Regions from separate parts of the Homo sapiens genome. Here regions 1 and 3 are each linked to region 2. Evidence: chromatin contacts called from ENCODE Hi-C or POLR2A ChIA-PET data. All regions are on one chromosome and are shown on one strand. Each heading gives the region's core, a stretch centred on a gene start or an enhancer-like site at or near the end of the contact. The rest is flanking DNA. Distances are from core to core; before and after follow the strand shown. Region 1 holds the start of ZKSCAN7-AS1 (ZKSCAN7 ZNF cluster antisense RNA 1). Region 2 holds the start of ZNF660 (zinc finger protein 660). Region 3 holds the start of ZNF445 (zinc finger protein 445).

Region 1 (3,757 bases), core at 1,010-3,509, 100 kb before region 2:
GGTTTTTCAACCTTCAGACTCTGGGACTTGCACCAGTGGCCCTCTCAGTTCTCAGGCCTTCAGACTTGGACTGAGCTATGCTACTTGTTTCCCTGGTTCTCCAGCTCACAAATGGCATATCGTGGGATTTCTCAGCCTCTATAATCATGTGAGTCAATTTCCTTAATAAATTCCTCTTATATATCTACACATCCTATTGGCTCTGGTTCTCTGAAGAACTCTGGCTTATGTGCTCACTGGTAATCAGCTGACTTCAAGGAAAGACATTTCCTGATTAACTATCCAATTATGACACTGGCTCATTCATTCCCTTACACCAGTCTGCTCTAACCTAATTTATTCCTACCTATCAGACATACACACGAGTGTGTCATGTCAATTTACCATTGCTATGGCAACACCCAGGAGTTACCGCACCTTTCCACGGCAATGACCCAATGACCCAAAAGTACTACTCCTTCCCTAGAAAGTTCTGCATAAAATTCTTTTCTGCCTGACCTTCGAGATTGTGAAAGTCGTCAAAATCAAAATGGAGTCACTTGTGTCAAGCCCTAACAAAAAAAAAAAAAGAAATAAATAAAACCAGAAGGTTAAGAAGGGAGGGTCCTCATGCACATATGCCTATGTTATGAAATATTACAAGAACTTTCTATGCATAGGTGCCCATAACAAGAACTTCTGACAAGGGCTTTCTAAGCTGCAGCTTGCTACGTGAGTAAAAGGAAGCTACCTGGATGCACAAGAACACTTGCTTGACACACTCTCTCTGTTAATAAACTGGCATCAACCCCTCTGATAAGTCTTGTAACCAATATTCTCTTTGTTTCAAAACAAATTACGTATGCTTCCTTTTTGCCTTTAAAAACTTTTCCTTGCTTCAACTGATGTAATGCAGGTCTCAATTAATTGAATAACTGTCTTTGTTTTTTGCTTCTGTAATACGTTTTTCCCTGCACAGATTTTCTCCTGCCCCACGAAATGCTTAAAAGGTAACTTAACATTTTGTTCAGGGCTCAGCCTTTGGATGTTAATCCAACTGGGCCAGTGCACCTAAATAATAAATATCCTTCTCAACCCCATCGGTCTCTCTAATTTTTTATCAATCCCGCTACACAACCTCTTTGGATATGCCAATGGTCTGCATAGCCCCCATATACTGGATTTGTGAATCCCCTGTGCACTCCTGAATAAACACCTTATCTTTAGAGAGTCTGTCTGTTATTTGGGTTGACAAGATGTTTGTGGATCTTATGGTCTAAGCATTCTCTCTATTGCAATAGTCCTCCTCTCCCTATTGTAGTAGTACCTTTCTCCCATTTGCAATTGTCCTTTTGAATAAAGCCTGTCTTATCTATGTCTGAGTTTGTTTTTTATTTGACAACTCAAGTAGCTTCACGGTTATGCAAGTCAGGCAAGCCCCAAAGTGGAGCTTAGCCCACAAGGGTTCCTGGCTTTGCCCAGGAAAGACTTCAAGGACAAGCCAGAGGTAGAAGAAAAAACCCCTTCAAAGAGGCGGTGTTACAGCTCTGTAACTGCTCCTGCAAAGGAGGGCTACCCTGTAGGCAGACAGTAGCAGCTCAGGGCAGTTTTGCAGTCATATTTATATCCATTTTTAATCGCATGCAGATTAAGGGGCGACTTATGCAGAACTTTCTAGGGAAGGAGTAGTACTTTTGGGTCACTGCCATGGAAAGGTGCAGTAACTCCGGGGTGTTGCCATGGCAATGGTAAATTGACATGGCACACTGGTGGGTGTGTCTGACTGAAAGCTGCTTCCACCTGGCTCTGTTTTAGTTAGTCCTCAATTTGGTCGAGTGTCTGACCCGGCCTCTGGAGTCAAGTCCTGCTTGCTACCTCAGCAGTTCCATCCCAATCCTACTGCAACGGGTTGGAGAGCATTGACTAGAGAGAATTTTCTAACTTGAATCTTCTAACCTGAATCGTATCTTCTATAAGCACCTCTCAAAAATAAAGGAGCTGTAGAGAGACACTTTTACATTGTAAAAGAAGTAAAAGTTAAACATGTCAATATCTAAGACTTTAATTTTTTCCCCAACATTCTCTGAGGCCTTTGTGTAGATAGTAGATTGTCCTCCCACCCCTAAACACATTGCAGATTTTTAATTGGAATGGATAGGTCAGATGTAGGAGACCCAGGTAAGGAGGCGTCGAGGTCAAAAGACCTCCGAGATTCCTAGAGCGGTCGGCGAGGGGCCTGCAAGTCGCCCCGGCCGCACTTCCGGGACGGCCCATCTTCCTTGGGTACTGAAGCTCGCGAGAGGATCCTGGGGGCAGGCGCGTCGCGGTGGCAGTGTTTCTTGGGTGTGCGGGGCCGGGCGCCCCGTAGCCTCTGGTGAGCGAAAGAGACCGGGGCCGAGCGGGCGCAGGCTTGCCGGGGCTGCGGGCTGCGCTGGCGGCGGGGCCGGGTGGCGGTAGTGGCGGGAGTGACTGGCGGGAATCCCCGCGGCCCCGGCGCTTGGGCTTACTGTGCACTTGATGTAAGGGGAAAGTCGCTCGTCAACTGCTTGAAGGGCAGTTTTGCGGTCATATTTATACCCATTTTTAATCGCATGCAGATTAAGGGGCGGCTTATGCAGAACTTTCTAGGGAAGGAGTAGTACTTTTGGGTCATTGGGTCACTGCCATGGAAAGGTGCAGTAACTCCGGGGTGTTGCCATGGCAATGGTAAATTGACGTGGGCACACTGGTGGGTGTGTCTGAAGGGCTTGTTGTTAGGGTGAACTGGGGACTAGAAATGGGATGCGGGCGGGAGGAAAGTAGTGTAGGTGCAGGTGGCAGTCATAAGTGTCCCATAAGTCTGAATGTCTGAATGTCTGAACTGTGTAGATTTAAGGAGCATTAAAGAGGCAAAATAATAGCAAGTGCTTGTGTAATGCTTAGCGTGGGCCAGGCACTGTTCTAAATGCTTGTTTCATTTAATCCTGACAGCAACCTTATGAGGTAGGTACTATTATTCCTATTAAGAAAAAATGAGAGGGGTTAATCTGCCTAAGCGCAAACAGCCCCTAAGTGGCAGAGCCAGCATGGAAATTCAGGCCCTGAGGCTTTTTTCAGGCTGTGTTACCAGCTCTTCCTCTCAAAGACGACTTTGAAGAGTAAGGGAGAGAGAGAAGGCAAGGAGCATTCAAAAATTGGGAAGACAGTTTGAATATTCATCAGAGAGATCCTTCCAGGGAGATACTGAGGACGAGGACTAGAAATATAAGGCCAGCAGAAATCAAGGATGTAAAAATCTCCCTAGAGAAGAAAAGCCAGAAAGGTAAAGAATTTGATAACTTCTTTAATCTAAGCTCAAAAAGTATTTCACATTCGAGAATTCACAGGGAGAAGAACAAGGGGCCAGTTTCAGAAGTCAAAATACAAGTCACAACTTACGAAAGGCTTCAGAGTGTAGCCCCTCTGGCAGCCAGGTTTAGAGAAGCCCTAGCGGGGAAGGGAAGTGCAAAGAGGCATCAGGGAAGCCAGGCAGGACCCAGAGCAAGGAGAAGGAAGAGAGTTTCCACAGGTGTTGCCTTCAGAGACAGGAGTGCCCTTGACAAGGAAAGAGGGCAACAAAACTACCCAGGAGAGAAACCCTTTATCTGTAAGGAGTGTGGAAAAGCCTTTGGTCAGAGTGCAAGCCTTATCGTGCACCAAAGAATTCACACAGGGGAGAAACCTTTCCTATGTAATGAATGCGGAAAAGGTTTCAGACAGAGATCACACCTCATACGACATCAGAGGATCCATACTGGTG
Region 2 (3,904 bases), core at 456-2,955:
TATCTGGGAAACACCATAATGGTGTATTTGCATTCTTGGCAATTCTGTCTCAACAGAGTCATCCCAGGGACTAAATTCCCTAAGAGATTGACCTGGTCCCACTATTCAGAGACTCTCAGTATGTCAGAGCTGGAAGGAACCTCCCAGTCTATCCAGTCTTATATCCAAATGTACAGAAGGAAAACTTGGAACTTAGAGGAAAGCTGGGACTCAAATCCAAGTCCCATGACACCCAATTTTGAGTTCTACTACATCACCCTTATTCCCATCTGAAACAAAACTCTACTCCTCAAGGTCCAGAGGCCCCCTGCCCACTTCAGTGCTTTTCTCCTGTTTGATAAATACCACTGAGAGAAGCTCCCTTTCAACCCTGGTGCCCACAAGCAGGATTCCTGTGCCCAGACTAACTTCACAATCTAGGCCTCACCTGCCCAGGAGAGAATGGAATGACTCACCCATATTCCTGTGCACAGCAGCCTCAATCCAAAGGATCTGCACAGCACAGATCTTGCCTGATCTCCTCCTTGAGTTCAGTGAAGAAGTTCCTAAGAGGGTCTTGAGTCACTGTAAACAGATATAAATGACTGAGTTCTCTGAGCCCTGAATTCCAAGTGGACACTCAGGGCAGTGTCCCATCTTTGGGTAACTTCCCTTCCTATAGAACTGTGGGCAGTAAGAAGGATCATTTCCAGTGTAAAGATGAGGGAATGAAGCTCCCAGGGATTGAACGACTTGCCCAAGGTCCTATAGCTAGTGAGTGATTAAAAAGCCTTCTGTGTCTTCAGGAAATCCTAATTCCATCACACCACAGCCTCCCCTTTTCACCTGCTCCATTGATATCTAAAAGCTTCCATATTCTCATCTAACTGCAAAATACAATGCAGTGGAGAACTTCCTTGCAATCCAGCTTTCCACAGAAAGTCTGCACAAGGGGGATGAGAGGGAGAACTTTGCTGAGTCAAGTGTCTTTAGGAAGACAGAAAGAAACAAGTCTTTAAAAGAGCACTAGAAAAAGAATGTTCCTTTTTTCTGTTTACCCATTTCTTAGGATTACTAAGCCTCAAATATGTTTTGTGTTTCCCCCTCCAGATCCCCAGGCTCTGCTTCTAACCCTTGAAGTTTGTTTCATTTCTCCCCTACTAGAATTTAGTTCTGTCCTGTACACAACCATAACCCCAGGACCTAGCACACTACTGGGTTAGTGCTCAATAAATATTTGTTGAATGAATCAATGAATGAATGAGTAACCTTGGGCAAGACTCCGTCCTCTTCTCTGGGCCCCAGGTTCCTCACTGGTAACGGGAGGGATATTGGACTGGTGATTTGAGTCAAATACTCAGGGGCTGTGGAGTCCTGAGAGCCTAGGCGGGACTCGACCGCTACTACCCGGAAGGCCCACTGCCTAGGAGCGGGGACGACACAGTGCTGTCACCACGGCCAGCCTGGTCCAAGCGAGCAGCTACGAGGAGTCAGAGACTGGACCCAAGACAAAGGGGCAGCACTGAACGAGAGAAAGGGGAGGCCCACAACGACCCCTTGGCTGCCGCGCCCATCTCAGCAGCGGGCAGCCGCAGAGGAGCCCTGGCCTCCTGGCTTGCGTCTCCCACACGCTCCCAGAACCCGGCCCGACCCCCCACGCCAGACTGTAGAGCACCCCTCACCGAAAGCGCCAGACCCACATCTTGAACAAAGCGCAGAAGGAACTGCGTCAGCAACTCCCAGCTAACTCCCAGCCTGTCCCTCCGGCCCTTCTAGGCTTCGTGAGGTTTCCACATCTCTGTGCCCGCGGGCTGGAGTCCCCCCGCCCCTCAGAAGCCCCGCGCGGTCGGCCGACGCTCTGGCCCTGCCTCCCTTCCGGGCTTTGCCCTATCATTGGATGGAAGGGCTTGGCGACTTCAGCCAATGTGAGGAGGGCCCTGGAAGTGGTGGAAGCTGGGCAGGGGGCTTGGTTAGGGCGGAAAGAGACCGAGCATCTGGGTGGCCAGGCTGCCAGCCTCAGGCTGAGACTCCCTAAAGTTACACCCCCAGCTCCGGTTGCTGAGCAGAGAGGTCATCTTTCCTTCCACAGATCTGGGTCATTCAGCCTCAAAGCCAGGATCAGCTATGGTTTATTGGCAGCATATGAAAAGACGTTTTGGGTGCCTACTATGTCACTCACTGTTCCAGGCGCTGCGGATACAGTAGTGAAGAAAATGAACTCTCTGCCCCATTGAGTTTACATTCAAGTCAAGGAGACAATGATAAATAAATATGTAGAACGTAGCAGTAAGGGGAGAGAGGGAGTAAGGGGAGAGAGGGAGATAGTGGTGGGACTATTTTACAGATGACAGGGAGGGCAGAGACAGGAAGTGGGCAATTGAAGCATGTGGCTATCTGGGGAAAGAGTATTCCCATAGTGGGCCATTAGGAGCAAAATTCTTTAATCAGGAGTGGGGTGGAGAGGTGCACATTTAGGATCTTGTAGACTATGATAAGGGCTTTGGATTTGCTCTGCATAACAGCTGGAGGGCTTGGGGACAGAGGAACGACATGATCTAACTTTTTTTCCCTTACCACATATTCAAAGACTTGTTAGCTATGAGACATGAAAGAAGCCAAGAAGCCTGTTACTATAAATTCTGTGAATTCTTTGCTGTCTGTCCTTAGCCATTCTAACATAAACCTTGCATGAATTTTGCTCTTTGACTTATATTTTTAGTTTGCTTTGGCTGTCTTGTTGAGAACGGTCTGAAGGTGGGTAAGAGTAGAATCAGGGAGATTAAGAGGCCATTACAATATTCCAGATGAGGACTGATAGTGGCTTGGACAGGCTTAGAAGTGATGCAGGTAGTGAGAAATGGTTCTGCATATATTTTGAAGGCATGGCCTGCATGATTTGCTAATGAATTGAATGTTGGTTACTGATGACTCCATGGTTATTGATCTGAGCAACTAGCATGGGATGGTCTTTTAGAAATCGAGTAGCTTGAAAGGAACAGGTTTAGGGAGAGGGATTAATAGTTTTGTTTTGGATGTGTTAAAGATGCCAATTAAACATCCAAGATGAAATGCCAAACAGGCAGTTGGAATAGGAGTCTGGACTTCCGTGAAGAGATCACAGCTAAAGACATAAATTTGGAAGTTGTCAGGACAGGATGAGACAATCTAGGGAATGATTTATCTAAGAAGGAGTCTGAGAATCAAGCTTTTGAAGTACTTCGTCAATTGACAAATATTCAGTATTTAATATTGTTGAGTACTTAAAGTATACCAGGAGCTTTCTTCTCCATTGGCTCATGTAGGTGGCACAACTCCGCCACATTGTATAGAGATTGAAAAAGAGATTCAGACAAAAGTCCTCCACAAGTTCACACCCTCAGTTGATGTGGGACGTAGAACTCGGGACACTCTCCTGAAGAGCACAAGACTACTGCCACTACATCAAGAAACTTAAAAAGAATAGGCTGGGTGTGGTGGCTCACGCCTGTAATCCCACCACTTTGGGAGGCTGAGGCGGGTGGATCACCTGAGGTCAGGAGTTCGAAACCAGCCTGGCCAACATGGTGAAACCCCGTCTCTACTAAATATTACAAAAATTAGCTGGGCATGGTGGCAGGCGCCTGTAATCCCAGCTACTCAGGAGTCTGAGGCAGGAGAATCGCTTGAACTCGGGAGCTGGAGATTGAAGTGAGCCAAGATCACGCCATTGTACTCCAGCCTGGAAGACAAGAGTGAAACTCAGTCACACACACACACACACACACACACACACACACACACACGAATATTCATGTACATTAAGGGAGCTGTGATCTTTAACTTACTTAGTCTTCCCTTTCACCTACTCTTTCATTTGGGTGGGTGGGGCCATTCATTCTGATTCAAGCTGCTAACCCTACATCTGGTCCCAGGGAGGAATGATTAC
Region 3 (3,885 bases), core at 1,040-3,539, 110 kb after region 2:
AATGAACATGCAATCCTTTAGCATGTGGTTTTTACATGTAGCAAGGAATCAGGGTAAAAGGATAATTATCTACTTCCAGGTTCTCAAATGTTGGAATCATCTAGGGATTTTAAAATCTAGGCTTGTCAGTGTCTCACCCACAAAGATTTGGATTGAATTGATATGAGGTATGGACTTTTTAAAAGCTCTGAGGAGGATTCTAATCTGCAGCAAAGTTAAGAACCACTGATTTACATGCACAGTTCTTTGCTTCTCCAAGTGTGGTCCAAGAACTGCAATATGGGTACACCTGGAAGTTTGTTAAAAATATTCGTTGGTCCCTCCCCAGACCTCCTGAATTTGAATCTACAGTTTAACCAGATCCCAAGTGATTTGTATTCATATGCACATGAGAATTTGAGAATCTTACCTAGGGCTTTTACTAAGCAAACTGCCCCGATCTGAAAGAGTACAGTGCTCAGGAAGTACAGCTAGCAAGAATATGCCTCCTACCAGAAAAGTGAAGAAACCTCATGGTTATAGGCTCGAGTGCTGTGGCACTCGGAGAAATCAGGTATTAGCAGAACTTCGAGATTCAAGAAGCTGTATAGGTCTTAAAATCAGAGCTGCACTCCCAGTGGCTGCTTCCCGAACTTTGCAAGTGCTGGTGAAGCCAATTTGGTTGATCTGTTTGATCACACTAAATGTGGGTGCTATCCATGCTAACCACCTATCACGTTGAAAAACATCCAGTAAGTACATCCCAAACACAGAGAACCTGCTCAAACTCTTCTACGATGGGAAAATTTTGTTCTCAAACAAAACTTGAAAACTCTTCTCACCACTATGGGTGGTTCTGAGTCACTCAAGAACATTATATCGAGTGGAAATTAATGGACAAATTAGGCATTGACAAGCAGTTTCTATTTTCCTTTTTGTATGTGTTGGATATTTTCCAATTGCCCCTCCATATTCAGTCTCAGTCCTCAACCCTGCTGTGACACTTGGGAGACTGAGTTTCCTGGATTGCCCTCTGGCTTCCAGTTGAGTTGGGCCAATGGGAAGCCCTGGCAGGAGATCAGAAGAGAGCTGGGTTCAGGTTATTTATTACCTCAGCTTCCTTTGTGCTGGACTATGGCTTGGATGTAGCCCTCAACTGAAAGCCACAGTTTCTCTCAGATGGCCTGCTCCTAGGGGTGAGAATAGCTTCTAAATTTTGCTAGCCATGGGATTCTGCACCACTCCGTGTTGCATTTCCTTAACCCTGTCCACTTTGTGTAAATCGCCCCTTGTGAACTCTCCCCACTTACCTTGTTTGAATGTGCCATCTGTTTCTCTATCACCTTGTCACCATCTTCCTGGTGTTCAGGATCTATTCTCTGTTTCCATCTTTGGTGACTGGGGCATTAAAAAGGGGTGGATCAGATGAGTAAAGCAAAGCCTCAGGGCACAGATGGGCATCATCAATGCCCATCTGAAAGATCAATCGTCAACATGTTGCAGCCTGCCACTAGGAAGCACAAACCAGAGGACTACCAGGACAGCAGCTTGTAGCATGCCCTCCAATGGCAGCAGATGGCCTTATGGCTTTGGCTGTGCACCCTCAAGGTTCTCTGGCACTGGCAATAGATGACATTTGCTCCTACAGGGGGTGGGCAACCTCTCCAGGTTGCTTCACCTCCTCTTCAAGCAGCCCCTCCACCCCCTACCCCCAACCTACTCCTCCCAGATTCCACATATTATTGGGCAATGGCATCATTGTTCACTCACCAGGCGAGCCTAGTTAGAATTCACCCACAGGAGAAAACGAGTGAAGGCCGTGGGAAGCTAAAGTATGGTGCACCTCTGAGCTGGCTATGAACAAGTATTCCTGGGTATGGTGATGATGGGGATGAGCTCGTCTTGGAAAGGCAGGAGTTCTGGCACCTAGCTTCCCGTAGGATCTGGTTCCCCTCTTTGAAGTGTACCCAGGCGAAGAATGAGTGGCTCCCTTAACCCCTTCTCCTGGCCAGGACCAGTCTGCTAGATACTGCTGGCCCTATTTTCACCCCTAGCTTTGGATCCCTTTCTTCCCTGGAGGGAAAGAGGCCTTCAGGGCAGCCCCGCAGACACGACAGGAGGGATGCAAGAAAACAGGCGCGGCTGGGCATCCGAGCGTGGAAGGGAAATGTCCAACTGAGGGAGGTGAGGGATGTTGGACAAGCCCCGCCGCCCGCCGCACCGGAGCCGGAGAGAAGCAGAGACGTTGGGCCTCCCAGTTTCCTAGAGAGGCCGCGGAGGGCCCCGGGCGCCGACGCGCGTGCGCGACTGGAGCCGCCGGGAGGTAGGCGCGGGACGGGCGGCTGCGGTGGCGGCGGGTGGACCGATTGTCGCTCGGCGGCGGGAGTCGGTGAGAGGCCTGGCGGGGCGCGGGGGTGGGGGTGGCGGCATTGCGGGCGCGGGGCTCCCCGAAGTCCGCGGCATTCTCGGGCCTGCCCGGGCGGCGGACGGGGCCCGGCCTGGAGGCTGCGCCCGTGGCGGGGGTCTGGCGGTGGATCCCGCCCCCGCCACGCTGAGGGCGTATCTAGAACCTCTTTGCCTCCCAGGCGTCCGGGGTAGAGAATCTGGAGCCCGGGTTTCTCCGGGCTTTCTCGTTTCATCCAATTCTGCATATAAAGCGTATTTATCAGAGACAATTAGATAACACGGGAAAGTAGAAGAAAAGTAAAAGTAGCCGCAATCCTGAAATCTGTCTCCAGGCCTCCTGACATTTAAAATATCTGTGCATAATTCTGCACACTGACATCCATAAATATATATTACGAAATGAGAGCGTGCTCTTGCTTTTTAAAAAACCTGTTAGTATTATTGTGAGGAAACAATATTGTGCCAAAATAACACATAACATTTACCATACAATACATAAACGTTTACCATTTAACCATTTGGAAGTGTGTAATTCAGTGACATTAAGTATATCCATACTACTGCTTTTTAAAAATTATAATCTCCTGAATTTGTAGAATGCATTTGTTCTTATTTTGGCTAAAATTAGTGCTGGCATTATGACACCACTAAAACATTTTTTTTTTGGCGAGGATAATTAAGAAATCGTGTTTGCAGTTTATTTTCTGTAGGAGACACATTTGCATGAAGCTCTAAATGGTGAAGTGACATTTGTGCAGAAAAATAGCAAAATCTTGTTTGTCAGGGTGGTTATCTTTCACAATGAAGTAACTAGTATATAAAATGCAGTTTTTAAACAAAGGCAGAGCTCTAACCTGCAGCGATTGTAGCACACTCTGACTTGCACAGGCCTAAGAGATCAGAGTATTGTCTCCTTCCGAATTTAAAAGTGGTGGCCAGGAAAGAATGTTATTCTGTTTCAAACGGCTTGTAGTGCAAAACTAAAAACTCAGTATTAGGTTGGTTGTTTTGCAAGGAAGTGCCAGGGAGTGGTTTGAGCAGTAATTTGATTAAGCAGTTTCAGAGAGCCTCCATGTGTTGTGTGTGTGTCTGCGTGTGTGTGTGTGCATGCATGTGTGTGCATATTCAGGGACCAAAGAATTAGGCTGCTCTTTTATGTTATCTTAATGAAAGGCAGACACATTTTGGTTAGAAAAAAAAAAAAGTCTTACTGTAAGCCGAAAAGATGAGAATGTTTTGAAGATAAACCTCAGTATGCACTTAAAAAGGAAACTGACAAAAAGCATGAAAAATGGCAAGTATTCCACCGCTAGGTTTTCTCTGGCTTCCGGTATCCAGGAAGAATTAGTGCATAAGCAGTCTACGATGTCAGAGAGTAAACTATAGTAAAACATAACACTGTATTTTGCAATTTTCAAGATTTTGTATTAGAAACAATGTGAAAGAGTACATTTCTGTGACTCTCAGGCGAATTGTTAGGTGTTCTGTAAGATTGAATTT

Evidence for each region. Hi-C counts contacts between places; a loop is a spot of excess contacts on that map. ChIA-PET counts read pairs that join two places held with the same protein, here RNA polymerase II (POLR2A). Pooled maps may share reads with other maps.
Region 1: a loop to region 2 is called in a map with no recorded cell type, with 7 times the contacts of the local background. The contact joins the promoter of ZKSCAN7-AS1 here to the promoter of ZNF660 in region 2. A Hi-C loop is called at or near these places in 2 of 37 single-sample maps with no recorded cell type and 6 of 50 pooled maps. POLR2A ChIA-PET finds 5 or more read pairs at or near these places in 5 of 52 experiments (AG04450, Panc1, WTC11 and 1 more).
Region 3: a loop to region 2 is called in a pooled map, with 6 times the contacts of the local background. The contact joins the promoter of ZNF445 here to the promoter of ZNF660 in region 2. A Hi-C loop is called at or near these places in 1 of 37 single-sample maps with no recorded cell type and 7 of 50 pooled maps. POLR2A ChIA-PET finds 5 or more read pairs at or near these places in 2 of 52 experiments (H1 and WTC11).

The regions. Positions count from the first base shown.
Region 1 is chr3:44,684,155-44,687,911 of GRCh38, reverse strand. It overlaps ZKSCAN7-AS1 (ZKSCAN7 ZNF cluster antisense RNA 1), which reads left to right and starts at 2,259. Exons shown (of 3, transcript NR_157564.1): 1 at 2,259-2,353. LOC124905403 (zinc finger protein OZF-like) reads left to right here and starts at 2,130. Exons shown (of 2, transcript XM_047449433.1): 1 at 2,130-2,157; 2 at 3,122-3,757. The coding sequence starts at 2,130. RefSeq lists an enhancer at 2,115-2,244 and silencers at 2,415-2,544, 2,595-2,644.
Region 2 is chr3:44,582,765-44,586,668 of GRCh38, reverse strand. It overlaps ZNF660 (zinc finger protein 660), which reads right to left and starts at 1,705. Exons shown (of 3, transcript NM_173658.4): 1 at 1,662-1,705; 2 at 456-564. It overlaps ZNF660-ZNF197 (ZNF660-ZNF197 readthrough), which reads right to left and starts at 1,705. Exons shown (of 8, transcript NR_147692.2): 1 at 1,662-1,705; 2 at 456-564. All of the region lies in intron 2 of ZKSCAN7-AS1 (ZKSCAN7 ZNF cluster antisense RNA 1), which reads left to right. It also overlaps a transcript of ZKSCAN7 not described here.
Region 3 is chr3:44,476,074-44,479,958 of GRCh38, reverse strand. ZNF445 (zinc finger protein 445) reads left to right here and starts at 2,289. Exons shown (of 8, transcript NM_181489.6): 1 at 2,289-2,368. It overlaps LOC101928529 (a long non-coding RNA gene), which reads right to left and starts at 2,269. Exons shown (of 4, transcript XR_940785.4): 1 at 1,750-2,269; 2 at 1,290-1,377. RefSeq lists silencers at 2,312-2,471, 2,492-2,541.